Linked DNA regions of Homo sapiens: regions 2 and 3 are each linked to region 1. A link is a contact called in ENCODE Hi-C or POLR2A ChIA-PET data. All regions are on one chromosome and are shown on one strand. The core of a region is the stretch at or near the end of the contact, and the rest is flanking DNA. Distances in the headings are between cores, read along the strand shown. Region 1 has its middle 11 kb from the start of SELENOW. Region 2 has its middle 8.2 kb from the start of C5AR2. Region 3 has its middle 15 kb from the start of INAFM1.

Region 1 (2,700 bases), core at 72-2,571:
CCTGCCTACCTGCAGAACTTGGCTGGGGAACTTAGTCTTCCTGTGTTTAGGAAAGGGATGAGAACTTGAAAACTTGGTGAGCACTACAAATATCTACCAGGGCTCTTATTTTAATCGTACCGTATGCATGAAAACGCCAGCATCGGATTTTGGCGTAATCAAGACAATTCACACCTTCAAAGAATTCAGCCTGACCATCACCCAGCCTGAAAAGGGGAGACACCGTGAATTCCTTTCTAACAGCGACAGCATGTGGCCGCGTCTGAGAACTGCATCTTCTCAGTTCACCTCGGATCACCGCGGAAGACCAGGAATCACTGTGGAATCCCTGTGGGTCACCAGGAATCACTTCCGGTCATCTAGATTTTAGGGTAGTCAAGTGAATCACCATCTTTGAATTGGTGACATGACACTTTCTTTTTAAAACTTAAAAATTAAAATTTAGCCGTGCGCGGTGGCTTACGCCTGTAATCCCAGCGCTTTGGGAGGCCGAAGAGGGCGGATCACGAGGTCAAGAGATCTAGACCAGTCTGGCCAACATGGTGAAACCCCGTCTCTACTAAAAATGCAAAAATGAGCCGGGCGTCGTAGCTCCCAGCTACTCGGGAGGCTGAGGCAGGAGAATCGCTTGAAGTCGGGAGGCGGAGGTTGTAGTGAGCTGAGATCGCGCCACTGCACTCCAGCCTGGGTGAGAGTGAAAAAAAAAAAAAAAATTAAAATTTTTCTAGGTACATAGTAGGTGTATATATTTATGGGGGACATGGGCTATTTTGATACAGGCATCCAATGCATACTAATAACATCAGGGTAAATGAGTTATCTATCCCCTCAAGCATTTAACTTTTGTGTTACAAATAATCCAATTAAACTCTTTTTTTTTCTTTTTTCTTTTTTTGAGACGGAGTCTTGCTCTGTCCCCCATGCTGGAGTGCAGTGGCAAGATCTCGGCTCACCGCAACCTCCGCCTCCTGGGTTCAAGCGATTCTCCTGCCTCAGCCTCCCGAGTAGCTGGGATTACAGGCATGCGCCACCACGCCCGGCTAATTTTTGTATTTTTAGTAGAGATGGGGTTTCACCATGTTGGCCAGGATGGTCTCGATCTCTTGATCTTGTTTATCCGCCCGCTTCGGCCTCCCAAAGTGCTGGGATTACACGCGTTAACCACCGCACTTGGCCTTTTTCTGTATTTTTAGTAGAGGCGGGGTTTCACCATGTTGGCCAGGCTGGCCTCAAATTCCTCACCTCAGGTGATCCACCCACCTCGGCCTCCCAGAGTGCTGGGATTACAGGTGTGAGTCACTGTGCCCGGCCACACAGGCGTGAGCCACACTGCGCCTGGCCAGGAGATTCTTTTTAATTTAGCAGTTTTCAGAATATTAAATTGGAGCCTCAACAACTTTCTCTAGTTTTTTTTTTCTCTCTTTTTTGAGGACCATTGTGAACCAATGGACTTTCATGCATCTGACGTCTTTCAATTCATTGCAGCTCTTCTTTGTAAGCTCAAGTTGTTCAGCCTTTGGTTTCTTTTCTTTTCTTTTAAAAAATATTATTATAGAAACGGGGTCTTGCTATGTTGCCTGGCTGGTCTCGAATTCCTGGGCTCCGGCGATTTGCCCGCTTCGACCTCCCAAAGCAGGAGGGGCTTTTGTTTTATCCAAGCTCTCTGTCCCCGCCCCCTCCCCCAGTAGCCTGTCGGGTGTCTCCTGCCTCCAAATCGGATCTAATTCTCTCTCTGCTCTGCTGAGACTGGCCCTGGCTTAAGAGGACTGGAACACTTGCTACATGGGACCAGGACAGGGTCAGAGAACCAGCGCCGGGGAGACCCAAGGGCCAGGATTGCCACCAGGGGGCAGCAGAGAGGCAGAGTAGCAGAAGGAAGAGGTGGGGGTGCTTCCATCTGACGGCGGGCAGTGGGAGGGCGGGGTGGTGGATGAGGAGGGGATGGTATAGAGGGAACAGTCCTCCCACCCCCACCAGAGTGGGTTAACAGTACTTACATGGTCACTGGATGCGTATTGAAGAATGAGCCCGGGCTCAGTGATTCACGCCTGTAATCTCAACACTGGGAGGTTGAAATGGGAGGGTCTCTGGAGGTCAGGAGTTCGAGACCAGCCTGGGCAATGTGAAAAAACCCCGTTCCTACCAAAAATACAAAAGATTAGCCAGGCGTGGTGGCACGCGCCTGTGGTCCCAGCCACTCGGGAGGCTGAGGTGGGAGGATCCCTTGAGCCCAGGAGGTGGAGGTTACAGTGAGCTGAGATCACACCCATTGCACTCCAGCCTGGGCGACAGAGTGAGACCCTGACTCAAAAAACAAACAAACAGACGAAAAAACAACAACAACAAGATAATTGAAGAAGATGTGGGCCAGGCGAGGTGGCTCACGCCTGTAATCCCAGCACTTTGGGAGGCCAAAGTGGTTGGATCACTGGAGGTCAGGAGTTCAAGACCAGCCTAGCCAACATGGTGAAACCCCGACTCTACTAAAAACACAAAAATGGCATGGTGGTACGTGCCTGTATTCCCAGCTACTTGGGAGGCTGAGGCAGGAGAATTGCTTGAAACTGGGAGGCAGAGGTTGCACTGAGCTGAGATCGCATCACTGCACTCTAGCCCCTGGGTGACAGAGAGACTTCATCCCAAAAAAAAAAAAAAAAAGAGAGAGACTGACAGAAAAAGACCAAGAACATTCTGTATGTG
Region 2 (2,700 bases), core at 161-2,660, 470 kb before region 1:
CACACCTGTAATCTAAGCTACTTAGGAGGCTGAGGCAGGAGAATTGCTTGAACCCGGGAGGTGGAGGTTGCAGTGAGCCAAGATCATGCCACTGCACTCCAGCCTAGAGTGAGACTCTGTCTCAAAAAAAAAAAAAAAAATTAAATTTAGAACTAGTGTACAGACCCAATGTCGTCCAACAGAAATATGATGTGGGCCACATGTATATCTTTGTTTTCTAGTAGCCACATTAAATAAGTAAAAAGAAATAGATGAAATACTTAATAATATAATACAATCATATGTTATATTAAGAACAATGAGGCTTATGTCTGTAATCCCAGCACTTTGGGAGGCCAGCCTGGGCAACATAGTGAGGCTCCATCTTCAAAAAAATTAGTCTGAGCATGGGGGCTCATGCTTGAAATCCCAGCACTTTGGGAGGCTGAGCTGGGCAGATCACAAAGCCAGGAGTTCGAAATCAGCTTGGCCAACATGGCGAAACCCCATCTCTACTAAAAACACAAAAATTAGCCGGACATGATGATGCACGTCTGTAATCCCAGGTACTCAGGAAGCTAAGGCATGAGAATCACTTGAACCCGGGAGGCAGAGGTTGCAGTGAGCTATGATTGTGGCTCGGCACTCTAGCCTGGGCGACAGAGTGAGACTCTCTCAGAAAAAAAAAAATTTTTTTTTTTAACGAAAAAATTAGCCGGTGTGGTTGGTAGTGCCTGTGGTCCCAGCTACTCGGGATGCCGAGGCTGGAGGATCGCTTGAGCATAGGAGTTTGAGGCTGCAGTGAGTTGTGATGCTGCACTCCAGCTTGGGTGACAGAGCAAGACCCTGTCTCCAAACAAACAAACAAACAAACAAAAAATTGCCTGAGTGTCTCGATGGACAGATGCTGCAGTCTCTTGAGCTTGCAGAAGTGGCTGTGAGTGGTGTCTGTGCCTGCTTGAGAGTAGACGTTGGTACCTGGGACAAGATCCTCTCTGTAACTTGTGCTCATTAGTGCAGATTCCCCAGGCATCGAGGTCACGGGGAAGGACCTGAGCCCCAGCCGCCTTCAGCTCCTGGGGGTGGGCTCCCGGCAGCTCCCTCCTCAAGAAGACAACACCAGCCTCCTGGCCTCCTGGCCTTCTCCCACCTGCTCCGGTCTCTTCCATGGCTGCCCCTGACCTGGATAGTTTCCCTCTGCCTCTTTGCTGGACCTTTCTCCGCGTCCTTTGCAGAGTTTTTTCCTCTTCGACGTTGGCGTTCCTCAGCTGTGTGTCCACCTCATTTGGTGCGCTCACTCCTGCAGCTTCATCCAATATCTTCAGCATCTCTCTTCCACACTGGGCCTCCCCACCCCCTTGCCACAGCCAGACTGACCTCAGCAGTCTCCCCGGAACCTCTTCCTCCCCTTCCCTCCCGACTCCAGAGACAACCCCGCGGTGCACCCAGTCACCCAGGCCTGAGCCTGGGGCCCATCCTGGATGCTACCTCCTTCCCGCCCCACGCCCTGCCTGGCCCATGCCCTCCATCCTCTCCCATTTGGCTCTCTGCCTTGCCCCTTCCCTGATTTCCTGGCTGTCCAGTCTGTTTTTCCCAGACCATCCCTGCCTCTATTCTGCCTTCCTTCAGGGGTTACCTCCTCCAGGAATACCTCCCTGACTTCCTCCTCTGCCTCCCCAACCCCTACATTCTATCTCTATTCCCAGTCATCCTGTAGCTTTCCTGGCTTCGGGAGTTGCAGGCAGTGGGTATTTTCTACCCACCCTGATTTGGGAAGGAGATAGTGTCCCAAAAGCTGGGAGGCCAAAGAGTAGGAGTCGGAGGCCAAGGAGTGGGATCCAGGTAGTCTTTCCAAGGCAGCCCCCATCTGGTGTTGACCTGCTCTGCCCAGTATGGAAGTGGGCTGAAGGGGCAGACAATTGCCAAATCTGTAGCTTGGAGAATCTGCTGGGTCAACAAGTTCCGAAGGGGAAGTGGTAGGGAAGGGAAGTGGATGATGGGCTTGGCTGAGTCAGGCTGTGTGCCCTTTCCGGCACCCACCCCCACTCCCTGCAGCCCTGGGATCTTATTCACGCATCTACTCTGCAGACCGGGATGCCTCTAAGTCCTGGAGCCAAAGCCTTCTCCTCTTTATCTGTGCCACGTGACCGTCCTGAACCCCACACCTCTCAGAGCCAGGAAGGCATTTCTCTAGATGAGCACAGTCCCATAGAAATAGACTGTGAGTGGCCGGGCGCGGTGGCTCACACCTGTAATCCCAGGGCTTTGGGAGGCCGAGGTGGGTGGATCACCTGAGGTCAGGAGTTCGAGACCAGCCTGGCCAACATGGCAAAACCTCGTCTCTACTAAAAATACAAAAACTAGCCAGGTGTGGTGGCGCATGACTGTAGTCTCAGCTACTCGGGAGGCTGAGGCAGGGGAATTACTTGAACCCGGGAGGCGGGAGTTGCGGCGAGCTGGGATCGTACCACTGCACTCCAGCCTGGGTGACAGAGCAAGACTCTGTCTCTAAATAAATAAATAAATAAAATAAAATAAAAGAGAAAGTAATAGACTGTGAGCCAGGAGGCAGGAGGATCGCTTGAGCCCAGGAGTTTAAGACCAGCCTGGGCAACATAGGGAGACCCTGTCTCTACAAAAATTAAAAACAAACAAATGAAATAACTGGGTGTGCAGGTATGCACCTGTAGTCCCAGTTACTCAGGAGGCTCAGGTGGGAGA
Region 3 (2,700 bases), core at 1-2,500, 500 kb before region 1:
GTGCGGTGCATCATGGGTGGACATGGGGAAACCCCATCTCTACTAGAAATACAAGAAATTAGCCAGGCGTGGTGGCATGTGCCTGTAGTCCCAGCTACTCAGGAGGCTGAGGCAGGAGAATCACTTGAACCCAGGAGGCAGAGGCTGCAGTGAGCTGAGATGGCACCACTGTACTCCAGCCTGGGCGACAGAGCAAGACTCTGTGTCAAAAAAACCCCAAAAACAAAAAACATGCAAATAAAGTAAAAAGTGATAGGTGGGACGGCCACCTGTCAGCTGTTGAGCTCTACTGTGGGAGAAGGTCTGGGGAAGGATTGGGAGGGGTGTACGCCATGAAGGGTGAGGCTGGGAGTGTTACACGTGTTATGCACAGTAGCAGGTATTGGTTAGAATGAGATAAGCTGCTGTAACAAATAGACCCCCCTGCTGCCCAGCCAACAATGGCTTAAAAAAGAGAGTTTATGGCTGGGCAAGGTGGTTCATGCCTGTAATCCCAGCACTTTGAAAGGCTGAGGTGGGAGGGATAGCATGAGGCCAGTAATTTGAAACCAGCCTAGGCAACATAGCAAGACCCTGTCTCTATAAGAGAAAAATTTTTAAAAATTAGGTGGGCTTGGTGATGTGTGTCTACAGTCTCAGTATTGGGGCTTAGCCTGGGAGGGTTCTTGACTTTGCCCATGTAAGAATTCAAGGGTGAGCCAGTGGTGTTATTTTTTTTTCTTTTTCCTTTTTTGAGACAGAGTGTTGCTCTGTCACCCAGGCTGGAGTGCAGTGGCATGATCTCAGCTCACTGCAACCTCCACTTCCCGGTTTCAAGTGATTCTTGTGCCTCAGCCTCCCAAGTAGCTGGGATTACAGGCATGTGTCACCGTGCCCGGCTAATGTTTTGTGGAGGTGAAGTTTCACCATGTTGCTGGCTGGTCTTGAATTCCTGGCTTCAAGTGATCCACCCACCTCGGGCTCCCAAGATGCTGGGATTACATGCATGAGTCACCGTGTCTGGCTCAGTGGTGTTAAATAGCAACTTTTACTGAAGCCTCAGTGCACAGCTGCAGCAGAGGAATTGCCCCTTGCAGAGCGGGGCTACCCCACAGGCAGTGTGCCCAGAAGAGCAGCCCAGAGGCAGCACTGCTGTCATATTTATACCCACTTTTAATTATATGCAAATCAAGGGGCAGTTTATGCAAAAATTTCTAGGATGAGGGTGGTAATTTCCAGTCACCGGGTCATTGCCATGGAAAGTGGTGCTAAGGTCCGAGTGTTGCCATGGCAATGGTAAACTGATACGGTACACTGGTGGGTGTGTCTTATGGAAAACTGCTTTTGCCCTAGACCTGTTTCAGCCAGTCCTCAGTTTGGTCCTGTGTACAAGCCCTGCCTCCTACCTCAGTAGGGTAGGGCACTGGGCAGAACTGTGTGACTCCCATTCCAGGCCCCAGCTCCTGGAGGACATTTCGAACACACCGTGAGGGGGAAGGGAAGCTGCTGTGTTGAAGGTAAGGACCCAGTCCTGGCAGGTTCATCACCTGCTGACTAAAGAGCCCTTGGGCCCTGAATAATCAGCAGCGGTGGCCAGGCCAGGTGGTTCACGCTGTGGGCCTTAGGTGAGACTCAAACGTGATGGCTTCAGGTGGAACCTGGCACATTCCCGGCTGTGGTGGCTACATGGGAGAGACTCCTTCTGCTTGAGAAAGCAGAGAGGCCAGGCGTGGTGGCTCATGCCTGTAATCCCAGCACTTTCTGATCAAGTGGATCACCTGAGGTCAGGAGTTCGAGACCAGCCTGGCCAACATGGTGAAACCCTGTCTCCACTAAAAATATAAAAATTAGCTGGGCGTGGTGGGGGTCGGGGGGGGCGCATGTAATTCCAGTTACTCGGGAGGCTGAGGCAGGAGAATCGCTCGAACCTGGGAGGCAGAGGCTGCAATGAGTCCAGTTCACGCCATTGCACTCCAGCCTGGATGACAGAGTAAGACACTGTCTCGGAAAAAAAAAAAAAAAAAAAGCAAAGGGAAGTCTGGGCGTGATGTCTCATGTCTGTAATCCCAGCACTTTGGGAGGCTGAGGTGGGTGGATCATCTGAGGTCAGGAATTCAGGACCAGCCTGGCCAACATGGCGAAACCCCATCTCTACTAAAAATACAAAAATTAGCCAGGTGTGGTGGTGCATGCCTACAATCCCAGCTACTTGGGAGGCTGAGGCAGGAGAATCGTTTGAATCCGGGAAGCAGAGGTTGCAGTGAGCTGAGATTGCGCCACTGCACTCCAGCCTGGGCAACAGAGCAAGACAATGTCTCAAAAAAAAAAAAAGGAAAGCAAAGTGAAGAGTAAATGCAACTTCGTCTTGCAGCTTAGCTGCCAGCTTGGCCACAGAGGGGTAGAGCCCCAAGTGCACTCTTGGGGTCCCCGATTCCAGGCCATGGCTCTTGGACAGCATTTTTGGACCTGCCCTGGGCCAGAGGGAAGTCCACAGCCTTGAAGGGAGAGTTCTAGGCCTGGCAGGATTCACTGCAAGCTGACCGAAGAGCGCTTGGGCCTGGAGTGAACATCAGTGGTGGCCAGGCAGTACTTGCCGTGGGCCTGGGGTGGTGGCCACAGGGAGAGACTTCTTGGCTTGTGGGAAGGAGAGAGAAGAGTGGGAAGGACTTTGTCTTGTGGCTTGGGTAGCCCCTCAGCTATAGTAGAATAGAGCGCCCAGTA

Evidence for each region. Hi-C counts contacts between places; a loop is a spot of excess contacts on that map. ChIA-PET counts read pairs that join two places held with the same protein, here RNA polymerase II (POLR2A). Pooled maps may share reads with other maps.
Region 2: POLR2A ChIA-PET joins it to region 1 with 10 read pairs in activated T-cell. The contact joins two enhancer-like sites. POLR2A ChIA-PET finds 5 or more read pairs at or near these places in 2 of 52 experiments (H1 and activated T-cell).
Region 3: a map with no recorded cell type shows a loop between it and region 1 (8-fold over the local background). The contact joins two enhancer-like sites. A Hi-C loop is called at or near these places in 1 of 37 single-sample maps with no recorded cell type and 5 of 50 pooled maps.

What each region holds. Positions count from the first base shown.
Region 1 is chr19:47,788,715-47,791,414 of GRCh38, forward strand. No RefSeq gene overlaps it. Among named protein-coding and RNA genes, the nearest start is that of SELENOW, 11 kb to the left of the region's middle. Within about 2 kb of position 1,322, at least 2 of the 41 ENCODE cell types and tissues checked have a DNase peak (open chromatin) inside an H3K27ac peak, as active enhancers do.
Region 2 is chr19:47,322,675-47,325,374 of GRCh38, forward strand. No RefSeq gene overlaps it. Among named protein-coding and RNA genes, the nearest start is that of C5AR2, 8.2 kb to the right of the region's middle. Within about 2 kb of position 1,411, at least 7 of the 41 ENCODE cell types and tissues checked have a DNase peak (open chromatin) inside an H3K27ac peak, as active enhancers do.
Region 3 is chr19:47,288,566-47,291,265 of GRCh38, forward strand. No RefSeq gene overlaps it. Among named protein-coding and RNA genes, the nearest start is that of INAFM1, 15 kb to the left of the region's middle. RefSeq lists an enhancer at 1,303-2,154. Within about 2 kb of position 1,251, at least 14 of the 41 ENCODE cell types and tissues checked have a DNase peak (open chromatin) inside an H3K27ac peak, as active enhancers do.